Regions from separate parts of the Homo sapiens genome. Here region 1 is linked to region 2. A link is a loop called in an ENCODE intact Hi-C map of the cell type or tissue named here. Cell type or tissue: CD4-positive, alpha-beta T cell. All regions are shown on one strand. Links, peaks and the distances in the headings refer to the core of each region. The heading gives the core; the rest is flanking DNA. Region 1 overlaps LOC105376214 (a long non-coding RNA gene). Region 2 has its middle 390 kb from the start of ACTL7B.

The links. Peaks named below come from ENCODE experiments on the same cell type or tissue, not always from the same donor. Only the 100,000 strongest peaks of a DNase experiment are listed, where the experiment ranks them.
Region 1: a loop joins it to region 2, with 4 times the contacts of the local background. A loop is called at or near these places in 3 of 110 quality-filtered maps.

Annotation. Positions count from the first base shown.
Region 1 is chr9:108,413,589-108,416,514 of GRCh38, reverse strand. All of the region lies in intron 1 of LOC105376214 (a long non-coding RNA gene), which reads left to right. Among named protein-coding and RNA genes, the nearest start is that of ACTL7B, 440 kb to the left of the region's middle. In CD4-positive, alpha-beta T cell, for the core only: no CTCF peak of the experiment used is centred there; no DNase peak of the experiment used is centred there.
Region 2 is chr9:108,468,322-108,471,247 of GRCh38, reverse strand. No RefSeq gene overlaps it. Among named protein-coding and RNA genes, the nearest start is that of ACTL7B, 390 kb to the left of the region's middle. In CD4-positive, alpha-beta T cell, for the core only: no CTCF peak of the experiment used is centred there; a DNase peak (open chromatin) is centred at 1,417.

The DNA.
Region 1 (2,926 bases), core at 128-2,627, 55 kb after region 2:
CCATATATTTAAAAACATGCTCCAACTTACACAATTGAACAGCTTATTTTCTTTGGGAAGAAAATATTTTTGTTGTAGTTTCAGTTTGTGGCCTGTGACGTTTATTGGCAAGACAATGTTTGATACAATTAACAGTTTTAAAACTACCATTTTAAAATGAATTTCATTTTAAGCTCTTCCCTTTCCAATTTTTTTTTTTTTTTGGAAGTTCAAGAGTATTTCTGAAGAAATTAAGATGGATACCAACTTTACAACATCTGGGCTAATTCAATATTCTTTATTTGCCTTTTAAATTTGAAGTTAGACGCATATGAACAAAAAGGGGCATGATTTCCAGCCATGCCTTCATGTGCTGATTTTACTATACATTGTCACAGACTGTGGAACACAGGAGGTAATAAGAGGGTTAGGTGCAGAGTGTATTCATTCTATACGTAAATTGCCCCACACCAGAAACCCAAACTTCCATCCCAGAATGCACTTGGGTACACAGAAGCTTCAAAGAGAAATATTTCCCTGGAGGGAATTGGTAAAATTGGAGTTGGGTGAACCTCAAAGCATCTCGATTCACAAACGTTGCTTATGTTTGGATTTGGAATTGAATTTGGCTCCAGCAGTTGGCATCTCTACACTGTGCTGTGAACTACCCAGTCACAGAGAAGGGGGGAGGAAGAGGAGGAGAGGAAGACTGAATTGAGGAGTAGAATTTCTAAAAACACACAATAGCGCAGTGTTGATGCAATTAAGAAAATTAGAAAATGGGGTTTAAATTGAAAAAGTCCGTCTTTATCTTTTGCTTCCTTTGTGATATCCTTTCAGTTCCATATCCTCTGTCTTCTTTGATCTCATGTGCCCTCCATTTTTCCTTCCTTTGCTTTTTCTTGTGAGATTTCTATTGAAGCCCGTTCCTCCCTTTTTTCAAGAGTTTGCCTCAAGGGCTTGAGTTTGAATTTCAGGGCTTAAAAAGGCCTGGCAGGTTACAAAACAGTATGTTCCATATGAGCTAAATGTTGGGAAGGGAAACTATGCATTTATTTATGTGTATGTATGTGTGTGCATAGATAAGAGATTAGAAGGGTACTTACACAACTTTAACAATGTTTTTTCCTGGATCATAAATGCTTTCACATTCTTCTTTTTCTTATATTCTTTGTAATGTAATGTATTGCTTCACTTTTCTGGAAAGAACACTTACACTATAATAAGTGCAATATATAAAAAAGCTGGTAATTTGGCATGGTTTTCTTACCAATTTTTAGAACCTTATATTATTTCCTGTCTTCTTTTATTTAATTTTTATTACCAGTTTTTAGTTTTACTAAAATTCTGATTGTGCGCCTATTGCGCTTCAATTATGAAAAGATGTTTTGCTGCTTCATTAAAAAATTGTTTTATTTTTAAATTAAAATTGTTTGAATATGTGCGATTAAGCAGGTATAACCACACTTTAGAGAGTGGATGAATTTCTGATATGCTGCGTGTAGGTAAGGTTTAACAAATATGTAGGGCTTTAGGGAAATATGCTCTTCTTGCAAAACAATGAAAAATACTTCCTTTGGAAATAAAGAAAATAATTTTTTCACATAAAACTTTCCTTCTTTAAAGTTTTGGATATTAATTTTTCATTATTAAGCAGGTAATGATATGGCTTAATAAAATAAAATGATTAGAAAGAGCTTAAATATGTATAGATCACATATAATTTAGCAGAAAAAGTGAATTATTAGGTATCTGTGCACACATGTGTGCATATATATATATATATATAAACAAAGGGATTAAAAATGGCTCTTAAATACTACAAAAAAGACTAAAAATAATATGTGTTAAAGATATTGCTAAATAAGAAGCATTGAAAAGAATGGGCATTATTTCAAAGCTAAATGTGTAAACTAGTAAAGATCCTGGCTACTGTTAGCTACATACTCTATTAAGAATAGAGTGAATAATCTATAGGGGGATATAGAAACATAACTCTCCTCTAAATCATGGTAATACTCACAGTTTAGATTTTCAGTAAATCACTGCCCTTGGGGTTTTAGCTGGGAGTCTTCCTTTGAGAAGAAAGTACTTCCTTATCTGGGAATACTTTTGTAATTTCGAAGATTTTACCCTCCTTGCTACAGAATTCTCTTTCCAGAACTCTCAACTATATATATAGTTGCGTGTTCTGGAAAAATCATTTGTTAATTCATTCTCAGCCATTGAAGACTTATTAAGCTATTACTATGAGCCAGGCATTGTGCTAGAGGCCAGGGATGAACGGAAAACAATTTGGCTAGTTCATTTAATTTTCAGAATAACGGAGTTCCAAAAGGATGTCTGCCAAGGAGGGCTGCTTTCCTCAAAATGAGCTAAATGGCACATGAGAACTGCATGTTTGGCCACTTCAGTTGGTGTCTGGGTTCTCGGCGAATGTCTTAGAACTAGAGCAGAGCCAGGGGGATCAAGGGAATGTCACTGCTCTAGTCTGATTTTGCTGGGAGGGAGAGCCTTATCAGGGTGACTGAGGTCAAAAAGAAACACTGACTCAGACATTTCTTGTTTTCTTAAATGCATAATCTTCAGTGAAACTCCCTTTTCATGGGCCATGACATACAGCAAAGCTAGTTTAATTCCCATTGAAAGGAAGGACAGTCTTGATTAGTAAAAATCTGCATTATAGAATATGTCTAAAAAGATGGAAATTTGATTATCTATAGGCTCATTTACTGTAACTAGCCACAGAGTTTTTAAGGAGAGCTACCATAAATTCTGCATTACAGAGGCTTAATTTATCATACATCCTAGTATGATGGTTGAAAATCATGGCTCTCTGGCCAGACAGACTGGATTCAATCACAGCCTAACCTCTTACTTGGCCTGAGACTTTGAGATACTTACTTATATTCTCTGTGTCTAAGTTTACTCATTTGTAAAACAAGGG
Region 2 (2,926 bases), core at 272-2,771:
ATGGCCATAGGCAAGGAGTGGCCAATTATGGGCAGGGAGAGTGAGATCAGACTATTTCCTCCTTACTCAGGTGCCTGCCTTTCTCTTACTCTGTGAAACACATACAGATACTCTAACACACTAAAATAGCATTGAACAGTTTTTGCGCAAGGGTTCCAGTGATAATTCCAAACCACTCAGAGTCCAGGGTGGAAAATTGGGCCCTGTGTTGTAGAGGAGCATGGAGACCTGCACCTGGGCCAACTGTGCATCCTTTGCGGACTCCCTCTGAGCGTGCTGTGTGGGTGCTCTTTCCATCCAATGTGAGCTCATCTGTTCATGTCATGTTGGAGCAGGCTCCTTAAACCTTGTGGGAGATGCTCCGTTGCTTTTCCAGTTTCTGGAATGTGTTCTGTATTCTTCACCGCAGAGCTTCTGCCTTAAACAACTCCTACCCCACCTTTTCAATATACTTCCCCAGGGAAGTCTTTTTTGATCACCAGTCTCATATAGGCATGCCTAGTGTTCACCTTCACTATCATACCACTTGTAGCTCATTTATAATCACGTCGGTTTCTTTCGATGTCATTTTGGTTAATGTTTGTGTCCTTCACTAAAATGCAAATGACTAAAATTTACTGAGAGTTTACTATTTTTCAGGAGCTTTACATGTGTTATTTAGTGTTTATAATGACTCTAAAAGGTAGATATTTATTATTATCCTTCCCATTTTCCAGATGAGGAAACTGAAGCATAGAGAGGCTAATCCATTTATTCAAGGTTCTGTGGATTACAGATGGCAGAGTTGATAATCAGGTTAGATGGGCGATTTGGTTCCAGGGTTCACTCTACTCATGCCAATGCTATTTGCCATGATGGTAGGGGCTGTGGATATATTTGCTTACCATGGTATCCTCTATGCCTAACTCCTGGCTCATAATAGGCCCTCAATAGATACATGTTAACTCATGAGAGTGTACCAATTCGTTTGTCTTAATTTTAGAGTTTCTCTGCTCTTGTTGCGAGGAGAAAGGGGACAGATATGTGTACACAATAATGTTGGTGGTTACAACTCAGCCTTCTAAGCATTTGGTACCTTTAGAGACAGGCCACAGAAACACCAGGAAAAGACGGCTGACAATAGGGCTGTGACTCTAGGACCTTGTGTTGCACCCTCACTGCTTGCCTTTTCGTCACTGTGGTACATTCCACCCATGCTTCACCTCGATGCCAATGGAAAACAGCTCTATAACACTTCCTATGGAACCCAGTCCAAGAATCATGGTAAAGGATGGTGGGGATGAGAGCCAGTGGACATTTTCCATTTCAGATGTGGTTAAGGGCAGAGTTCCCTCTTGGTTTGTCCTAAACTTTGGCCCCATGGTGACTAAGGAGGATGACTCACCAGTGTTCTTCCTATTTTCAGTATTAAAATAATTCTAACCCAATCTAGTTTCCATTGCCGTGGAAGGCAAACCACAGCCGTGTTGAGTTTGTTAATACTTAAAGCAGAAACAGAAAGGGAGCCGAGGATAAAGGCGTCGACGCCCTGGGGAACATATACTTGCTTTATGGTCTACTGCGGAGGTCAAGGTTAAGGGAACTCTGATCTCACCCCATTTTATTTTTTTTCAGCTGTACAAGAAGTATCCCGGGCCAGACTCTGGGGCATCTGCTGTGGATACAGAGAGGAATAAGGCGAAATTAATTCCTCGAGTGTGTTGTATGGGGCATACATTTATATCTAGTGTGACACCATGTAGACTGTGCTGGGTTGATCTAGTTAACTGTGCTAAAATCCAAGAAGGTCCTGAAAAGAAATGCCATTTGAGTTCTTCTAGGAGGATCTGGAAGTTTGGCAAGAAGAAATGATGGAAGGGCATTCTAAATGAGGGAGTGGAATCAACAGAGGTTTGAAAGATCAAGGGGGGTTTGAGGCATAGAAAGCTATTGGTCTGGAATGGACAACACATCAGGTTTTGCAGGTCATGTTACTACATGAAGTGGAGAAAGCATAATGGGGTCATACAATGGAGGAGTTTTACACTTTAACCAATGGAGGGAAGTCAGTGGGGGAGGAGCTCTTCCATCCTCCTCTCTCCTATCTCCAACGACCTGCAGTTAAATTCGTATCTCAGATAAGCAGGCTGAAGGCAGAGAAGATGAGTGCCACAGTTCACAGGGCTCCTTCTTCAACAGGCCTGACAGGCTCTCCTGCTTCCTGAGAATTTAATCCACAGATGTTCATTTCATATCATCCTTTCAACACCATTCCATCTTTCTATCAACTAATCTCTATATCAACACCAAATTAAACCATAACCAAATTTTGCTGATGCAGGCAGGCAAGTGAGCTCCAATACTGGGGCTTAGCTGCGGAGGGTTCTTGGCTTGCCCAGGAAAGAACCAAAGGGCAAGCCAGTGGTGTTAGACAGCAATGTCTTATTGAATTGGAGTTGCTTTTTGTGGATAATGGCTAACTCAAGGCCATGTGCCCAGAGTTAGCACTCGTGCTATTGGCTAGCTGGATTTATACTAATTTTTAATTACATGCAAATCAAGGAGTCGTTTATGCAGAACTTTCTAGAAGAGGAGTAGTAACTTTGAAGTCATTGTCATGGAAACAGGAGGTAACTTTCGGGTCATTGCCATGGCATTTGTAAACTGTCATGGCACTGGTGGGAATATATTATGCTAATGAGCAATGAGGGCAACTAGCAATCTCTTTCAGCGCCACCTGCTGGTTCTGGCTGTTTTTTCCACTTCATCCTGTCTGGACTAGGAAAAAAAGTCCTGCTGGTCTCCTACCTCACTACTACTTTAAGGCACTCTGTTAGATGTTGAAAAGATGTATTGAACAGAGTAAGACAAACAGCCTTTGTGTGTCAAGATTACTCTATATATTTGCAGTAGTTCCATGAGTTTGGTATAGATGATAAACTGAGGC